Regions from separate parts of the Homo sapiens genome. Here region 1 is linked to region 2. Evidence: read pairs that join two places in POLR2A ChIA-PET (ENCODE). Cell type or tissue: K562. All regions are shown on one strand. Links, peaks and the distances in the headings refer to the core of each region. The heading gives the core; the rest is flanking DNA. Region 1 overlaps N4BP2 (NEDD4 binding protein 2). Region 2 overlaps RBM47 (RNA binding motif protein 47).

What was found. ChIA-PET counts read pairs that join two places held together with the same protein. Peaks named below come from ENCODE experiments on the same cell type or tissue, not always from the same donor. Only the 100,000 strongest peaks of a DNase experiment are listed, where the experiment ranks them.
Region 1: POLR2A ChIA-PET joins it to region 2 with 5 read pairs; 2 of 35 experiments call an interaction of 5 or more read pairs at or near these places.

What each region holds. Positions count from the first base shown.
Region 1 is chr4:40,070,791-40,075,181 of GRCh38, reverse strand. N4BP2 (NEDD4 binding protein 2) reads right to left here. Exons shown (of 18, transcript NM_018177.6): 2 at 1,631-1,727. Among named protein-coding and RNA genes, the nearest start is that of N4BP2, 16 kb to the right of the region's middle. In K562, for the core only: no CTCF peak of the experiment used is centred there; no DNase peak of the experiment used is centred there.
Region 2 is chr4:40,524,261-40,528,651 of GRCh38, reverse strand. All of the region lies in intron 2 of RBM47 (RNA binding motif protein 47), which reads left to right. Among named protein-coding and RNA genes, the nearest start is that of MIR4802, 24 kb to the right of the region's middle. RefSeq lists enhancers at 1,474-2,274, 2,275-3,074. In K562, for the core only: no CTCF peak of the experiment used is centred there; a DNase peak (open chromatin) is centred at 2,501.

The DNA.
Region 1 (4,391 bases), core at 184-4,183, 450 kb after region 2:
TCTACAACTAATAATGTTTCTTGAGAACATGGATCATGATATATACGCCAAAATGGTACTATGCATAGTACCACACATAAAACAGGTGCACAAATATTTATGGATGGCTAACAATATGTAAAATATGAAGAAGCAAGATTGGCCTATTTTTTATTTATTTACTTTTTTTTTTTTCTTTACAGAGTCTCACTCTGTCGCCCAGGCTGGAGTGCAGTGGCAAGAGCTCAGCTCACTGCAGCCTCTGCCTCCCAGGCTCAAGCAATTCTCATGTCTCAGCCTCCCAAGTAGCTGGGATTATAGGTGCATGCCAACATGTCCCACTAATTTTTGTATTTTTAGTGGAGACGGAGTTTTGCCATGTTAGCCAGGCTGGTCTCAAACTCCTGGCCTCAAGTGATCTGCCTGCCACAGCCTCCCAAAGTGCTGGGATTACAGGCGTGAGGCACCATGCCCAGCCAAGACTGGCCTTTAAGAAGCAGAGAAACGAAAACACTCATTAAATAGAAAAACTAACACCACAATTCAGTTCTTTATGCTTCCTCAGTCAACATGTCTTATACCACGAAAGCTCTTTTGAAAATTCTAGTAACAAAATCTGTGATTATATTTTCCTTCTCATGAGGTGTTTTTTTAGTCCCTCAAATATATAAGTAAAAGCTTAGAAACCTGTGTAGGCCAGGCGTGGTGGCTCACACCTGTTGTCCCAGCACTTTGGGAGGCCGAGGCAGGCGGATCACTTGAGCCAAGGAGTTTGAGACCAGCCTGGGCAACATGACAAAACGCCATCTCTGGGCCAGACACGGTGGCTCACGCCTGTAATTCCAGCACTTTGGGAGGTCAAAGTGGGTGGATCACTTGAGGTCAAGGGTTAAGAGACTAGCCTGACCAATATGTGAAACCCCATCGCTACTAAAAATACAAAAATTAGCTGGGCATGGTGGCACACATCTGTAATCCCAGCTACTTGGGAGGCTGAGGCAGAAGAGTTGCATGAACCCAGGAGACGGAAGTTGCAGTGAGCCAAGATCGTGCCACTGCACTCCAGCCTGAGCAATAGAGCAACACTCCATCTCAAAAAAAAGCAAAAACAAGCAGGGCTCGGTGGCTCACGCCTGTAATCCCAGTACTTTGGGAGGCTGAGGCGGGCGGATCACCTGAGGTTGGGAGTTTGAGACCAGCCTGACCAACATGGAGAAAACTTGTCTCTACTAAAAATAAAAAATTAGCTGGATGTGGTGGCATGCGCCTGTAATCCCAGCTACTTGGGAGGCTGAGGCAGGAGAATCGCTTAAACCTGGGAAGCAGAGGTTGCAGTGAGCTGAGATCATGCCATTGCACTACAGCCTGGGCAACAAGAATGAAACTCCACCTCAAAAAAACAAAACAAAAACAAAAACCATCTCTACCAAAAAATACAAAAATTAGCTGGGTGTGGTGGCATGCACCTGTAGTCCCAGCTACTCGGGAGGCTGAGGTGAGAGAATCGCTTGAGCCTAGCAGTTTGAGGCTGAAGTGAGTCAAGATTGCGCCACTGTACTTCAGCTTAGGTGATACAGCAAGACTCAATTTAAAAAAAAAAAAAAATCTTATGTGTAAAATATTCATACTCTACAACTTTAATAACACTTACTGTCTGTCTAGCATCGATGCTGTCAACATGCTCATTAAGGCCACAGTTGATATATGCAAACTCTACACCTCTTCTTGTTATCCAACATGTCTTCTTACTATGAAAGGAAAGTTATATATTAAAGTCAAATTCACATCAAACTATAATCACAAAAGAAATCAAAGTCAAAAATGTCTATAATATTTATAATATATATGATATTCCAAAAAGAAAGTGACAAAAGAGAAAAGACAAGAAAGACTGCACTTATTGCCACTGGAGGTGACTATTGCACTCTGAAAAAGTCTGTATAAAAGAAAGTAACTAAGCATCTATTCTGCCTTTAAGTAGAACACTAATTCCAGGTAACAAAATAGCCTTAGTTGATGAGAGAAACCTTATCTTTATAGAAGGTGGCTAGCTACTAAATGTATAAGGAACAACAGAACCCAAAACTAATTACCATTTTTTAACCAATAATTAAATAGCTAATCAAGAATCATCAATGAATGCTAAAATCATTAGGTGAAAAGTTGGTAAAGAAATTGACCTGGCCAGGTGCGGTGGCTCACACCTGTAATCCCAACACTTTGGAGGCCAAGGTGGGTGGATTACTTGAGGTCAGGAGTTTGAGACCAGCCTGGCCAACATGGTGAGACCCCGTCTCTGCTAAAAATAAAAATTAGCTGGGCATGGTGGTGCACACCTGTAATCCCAGCTACTCAGGAGGGAGGCTGAGACAGGAGAATCACCTGGGAGGCAGAGATTGCAGTGAGCCGAGATGGCACCATTGCAGTCCAGCGTGGGCAACAGAGAGAGGCTCTGTCCCAAAAAAAAAAAAAAGTCCCACAAAAATAAAAGAAAGAAATTTATCTGGGGCCGGGAGTGGTAGCTCACGAGTGTAGTCCTATTACTTTGGGAGGCCTGGGGGGGTACAGGGAGGGATTGCCTGAGCTCAGGAGTTGGAGACCAGCCAGGGCAACGTGATGAAACCTCATCTCTACTAAAATTACAAAAATTAGCCAGGTGGGCCGAGCGCGGTGGCTCACGCCTGTAATCCCAGCACGTTGGGAGGCCGAGGTGGGTGGATCACGAGGTCAGGAGATCAAGACCATCCTGGCAAACATGGCGAAACCCCATCTCTACTAAAAATACAAAAATTAGCTGGGCATGGTGGCACGTGCCTATAATCCCAGCTACTCAGGAGGCTGAGGCAGGAGAATTGCTTGAACCAGGGAGTCGAAGGTTGCAGTGAGCCAAGATCACGCCACTGAACTCCAGCCTGGCGACAAAGTGAGACTCCATATCAAAAAAAAAAAAAAAAAAAAAATTAGCCAGGCATAGTGGCACACGCCTGTAGTCTCAGCTTACTCAGGAGGCTGACGCACAAGAATCACTTGAACCCGGAAGGCGGAGATTGCAGTGAGCTGAGATTGTGCCACCGCACTCCAGCTTGGGTGACAGAAGGAGACTCCATCTCAAAAAAGAAAAAAAAAATTAGCCAGGCATAGTGGCAAATGCTTGTAGTCCCAGCTTACTCAGGAGGCTGACGCATGAGAATCGCTTGAACCCGGGAGGCAGAGGTTGCAGTGAGCTGAGATTGTGCCACTGCACTCCAGCCTGGGTGACAGAGTGAGTCTCTGTCTCCAAAAAGTCAAAAAATAAAATAAAATAAAATAAAAATGTTTTTTAAAAAAAGAAATTTGAGGCCGGGGGCAGTGGCTCACACCTATAATCCCAGCACTTTGGGAGGCCAAGGCAGGAGGATCACCTGAGGTCAGGAGTTCAAGACCAGCCTGGCCAATATGGCGAAACTTCGTCTCTACTAAAAATACATAATTAGCTGGGCGTGGTGGCGAGAGCCTGTAGTCCCAGCTACTCGGGAGGCTGAGGCAGGAGAATCACCTGAACCCAAGAGACAGAGGTTGCAGTGAGCCGAGATCGCACCATTGCACTCCAGCCTGGGCAACAAGAGCAAAACTCCGTCTCAAAAAAATAAAAAATAAAAAATTTACCTGATGTCAAAGTACCACCCTATAGATTACTACTTGCTAGAAGCAAAAAGAAAACCATAACTTTATAATGAAATGATCAGGTTCTCACCACATTAGCTTGGTGATCAAATACAGCATCAAAATAGTGGGACCTGACATTATATGCCTCTTAACTAGAAACAGTAGGAAGTACACAGCATTACTAAATGAGATACTCTTCCAAAACTGTTTAACCTAAGTCTACTCACACCTTTAGATCTAACTCCCAGTTTACAGGAAATAAATATAGGGGATAGAGGAAGAAGTAATACTACACCATGAGGAAACAAGCAGCAATACAAAATGTAATCGTCTCAACAGACCTAACAGGTCAATACCACAGGGAAGGAGAGGCAGAGTAGGGAAGGAGAGGCAGAGTAGAGAAGGAGGTGGATGGGTAGAAGAGACAGTTCTACCTATATATTTAAAAAGACTCAAGATTACAACCCAAATGCAACGGGTAGTTCTTGACTGAAATCTGGCATTTAAAAAAAAAACACCAGCCTGGCCAACATGGTGAAACCCCGTCTCCACTAAAAATACAAAAATTAGCCAGGCATGGTGGCGGACACCTGTAATCCCAGCTATTTAGGAGGCTGAGGCAAGAGAACTGCATGAACTCAGGAGAAGGAGGTTGCAGTGAGCGAAGATCACGCCACTGCACTCCAGCCTGGGTGATAGAGCAAGACTTCCTCTCAAAAAAAAAAAGAAGAAAAAAAAACACCACACAGCAATCAAAAACATTTTTG
Region 2 (4,391 bases), core at 324-4,323:
CTGGGATTACAGGTGCATGCCACCATGCCTGGCTAGGGTTTGTATTTTTAGTAGAGATGGGTTTTCACCATATTGGCCAGGCTGGTCTTGAACTCCTGACCTCAGGTCTCCCAAGTGCTAGGATTACGGTGGCTCCCATTTTAGATATGTAGTTACATGACAATGCAAGGAAGAATATATTTGCTTAGTGTGTGTGCCTTGTTTTCTCAGTGAGAGACCAAAAGGGTTTTTTGTTGTTTTTTTTTTAAAAAAGCCTCACTCTGTCGCCAGGCTGCAGTACAGTGGCACGATCTCAGCTCACTGCAACCTCGGCCTCCTGGTTTCAAGGGATTCTCCTGCCTCAGCCTCCCAAGTAGCTGGGACTACAGGCGTGCCACCACGCCCAACTAATTTTTGTATTTTTAATAGAGATGGTGTTTCACCATTTTGGCCAGGATGGTCCTGATCTCTTGACCTTGTGATCTGCCCGCCTTGGCCTCCCAAAGTGCTGGGATTACAGGCATGAGCCACCACACCTGGCCCAAAACATTTCTATGGGCAGTAATCTTCGCTTACATTTATTTTGTAACCTTAGTGCACCTAACCAGTGCTAGATATATAAGAAATACTTCGTAAGTATTTGTTGAATTGATTTTTTAGTACTTAATGGGCAGTGCACCATTAAAGTAAAGTGTATGAATTTTGAAATACGAAAACAAGTTTCTGGCCCCTTCTCTTCTGCAAACTAACATGTGACTTAGAATATCTCATTTAACTGAAGCAGGTCAGTTTCCTCAAGGGTAAACAGTTGTAGACTGGACTATATTGGAAGATTCTTCCAGGTTTGGAATTTTGTGGTACATATGGAGTATTCACTTTTAAATAAAAACGTACACCCCCCCACCCCCCAAACACACACACACACACACAATGAAAACTAGCAGGTTAAAAAATATTCTAGCTTATTTTAAACTTCATTTGTCCTGGGAGGCTGAGGCGGGCGTTACCAGTTGAGGCCAGGAGTTCGAGACCAGCCTGGCCAACATGGTGAAACCCCGCCTTTACTAAAAATACAAAAGTTAGTCCGGGCGCAGTGTCTCATGCCTGTAACCCCAGCATTTTGGGAGTCCAAGGCGGGTGGATGACTTGAGGTCAGGAGTTCAAGACCAGCCTGGCCAACATGGTGAAACCCTGTCTCTACTAAAAAATACAAAAAAAAAAAAAAAAAAAAAAAAATTGCCAGGTGTGATCTCAGCTACTTGGCAGGCTGAGGCAGGAGGATCGCTTGAATCTGGGAGGCAGAGGTTGCAGTGAGCCGAGATCACACCACTGCACTCCAGCCTGAGCAACAGAGCTAGATTCCGTCTTAAAAAAAAAAAAAAATTAGCCAGTTGTGGTGGCATACGCCTGTAGTCCCAGCTACTTGGGAGGCTGAGGTGGGAGGATTGCTTGAACCCAGGAGGTGGAGGTTGCAGTGAGCCAAGATCACACCACGACACTGCAGGGTGGCTGCCTGGGCAAGAGAGAGTGAGACTGTCTCAAAAAAATAAAATAAAACAAACACAAAACCAACAACTTCATTTATCTAATTTTTCAAAGATATAAGCCTAGCATTTCCAGATTAAATTCTCTGCCACAGCTATAGCTGACTTGGGCAAGTCAGATGGAGAGGTAGTTGCCTTCGTCAAACCTGGTGAGGTTTTGTACTATCTTTAGTCTCACTACATGCAGCAGTCACCAGTCAATGCTGCCAGCCCTTTTCCATTGCTCTAAGTCAGGCATCAGTAAACTGTGGTCTGTTGTCTGTTTATGTGTGGCCCTCTAGCTAATGGTTTTTACATTTTTAAAAGGTTGCAAAAAAAAAAAAAAAAAAAAAAAAAAAAGAACCAAACTGGGCAGCACAGTGAGAGACCCTGTCTCTACATAAAATAAAAAAATTAGCCAAGTGTAGTGAAGCACACCTGCAGTCTACTCAGGAGGCCGAAGCAGGAGGATCCCTGGAGCCAGGGAGGTTGAGGCTGCAGTGAGCTGTTATGGCACCACTGTACTCCAGCCTGGGTGACAGAGGGAGATCCTGTCTCAAAAACAAAAAACAAAAACCCCAAAAACAAAAAACAAAAAGAAACAAATAAAAGAATAATATGTAACAGAAAACACATGGCTTGCAAAGCCTATAGTATTTACCTAGCCCATGACAGAAATGTTTGCCATCCTCTGTACTCAGTGACTTTCTTGTACAGACCCAACCATTTTTTAAGGCCAATCGTTTTCTGAAGTGTTCTAAGGTCCTGTGACTCAAACACCATGGAATTAAACTCTATCTTCTCTATGATTTAGAAAACTCTGAAGACAGGGAAGGGCAGCCAGGCTGGCGGGGAGTAGATGGGGACCCTCGGCTTGATCAGCTTTGTATTGAAATACTACAAAGTAGGCAGGATCCCGTGTTCTGAAAGCAGAAAGCGAGTCCTTGGATCCAGAGTCTGTGTGTTCTGGTCTTGGCTTTGGGAATTTGATGAGTCACGGTTTCTGGCTGTGTCCTCCTTGACTTACAGCTTTCACAAGAATGAATTCTGAAGGTCCCATGAAGGGGGAGAGCTGTGAGAATCGTCATCTAAGGTCCATGCTTGCATTTCAGTTTGTCCTTCTTTTTCTTTTTCTTCTTGTTGCCTCTCCTTTGAGCACTCCGGGGATCTAGATTGGATGGGCAGCTAAAGGGACTGAAATGAAGAGGCAAGAGCCAAACTTCAGGCCCTAGAGCAGGGCTGGGCCAGTATCTGAATTCTGATAGCAGCACTGCCAGGCCAGCCCCAGGGCAAATGCAAAGTTGATTGGTTTTTCTTAAGAACTCTTACTTTTCTTTCTGATGCTCACTGCCAGGTGTCCAAGGGCCCTGGAGCTTCCCAAATCTCCTTTCTACTTAAGCCTATTCCCTAGGTTTTTACCAAGCCTTGGCTTTTAAAATGCCCCTCTTCTTAGTTACCAAAAAACTCCAGTTTTTGCATTTTTTCCCCTATTTATCCTTTTTTTCCCCTTCCTCTCTTTGTCCCATTCTTTCCTCTAGGCTATTTTCGAAGTTCTTTCGCCCCTGGCTTCTGTATACACAACTGCCTTTAGAATAATCCAGTGTGCCTCACCTTAATAAAAATCCAGATTTACAAAACAAAAATTGTTTGAAAGGTGAATGTTTTTGTTAAAGAAATCTGGCCAATATGAAAGACCAGCATCTCTTTTTTTATGTTTATCACTTTGTTTGTGACAGTCTCACTCTGTGATCTGCAACCCTGCCTCCTGGGTTCAAGCGATTCTCGTGCCTCAGCTTCCCAAGTAGCTGGGACTACAGGTGTGCTAATAGTCGTATTTTGTACTAATAAAATAGCTGGCTAATTTTCGTATTTTTAGTAGAGACAGGGTTTCGCCATGTTGGCCAGGCTGGTTTCAAACTCCTGGCCTCAAGCAATCTGCGCACCTTGGCCTCCCAAAGTGCTGGGATTACAGACCTGAGCCATCATGCCTGGCCATGTTTATCACTTTCTACATTTCATTATAGCAAGCGGTAACTAGGGGAGGTCCCCTAGTTGGGTGCAAGCAGATTCATTTTTGTATTTGCAAATCATGTAACACAGTGAAATTCATAGCCTTACCCCCATACTGGATCATAAAAATATTTTACTTTCCCTATTTTGTTTACTATCAAGCCTGAGCTCATTAAATATATCCAGTGGCCTGGATCAGGATCATGTGAAAAACAGGACCTTGGCTTGCTTACAACGTTTGCATTTGTTTTGGTTGGTACAGATTCATTTGGATAAATTCCCAGCTTATTCTCAAAGAAGATTCTAGCGCAGTACCGGGCTCCCAGTGGCTTTTCATTCATAGTAATGAGCATTAGCCGAGCGTGGTGACGTGCGCCTGTAGTCCTAGCTACTCAGGAGGCTGAAGCAGGAGGATTGCTTGAGCCCAGGAGGTCAAGGCTGCAGTGAGCTGAGCGGTGTCTGTGCACCATTGCTGCATTCTAGAATTCCCAGCCCAGAACTATGCTGTTGTCATGCCTAGGAAAGCATCCATGAGAAAATCCTTTTCTGAGTCCGAATGCCAATTCCAGTTCTGGTTAGAATTCCTTGACACACACGGCACTTCCAGCCTTGGTTTTCACGGTTGCTGTGATAGCAGAACACACAGCTGTGAAACAGAGAGAAGATGAGCAACAGAAATGGATGTGCTAAAATGTGAGATGAAAATATGCAGAAAAGCCAACCATCTTTAGAAATCTCATTTATTCAGGGTTCAGTGTAAGCCTAATAGGTACAAGCTGAGATTTTGGAGTCTGGTGGGTTCCAGTCTTGCTTTCCACCAATAATTAGCTTCACTTGACTTCTTTGGGTTTCCGTTTCCTCATTTGTATGAGAAAATAG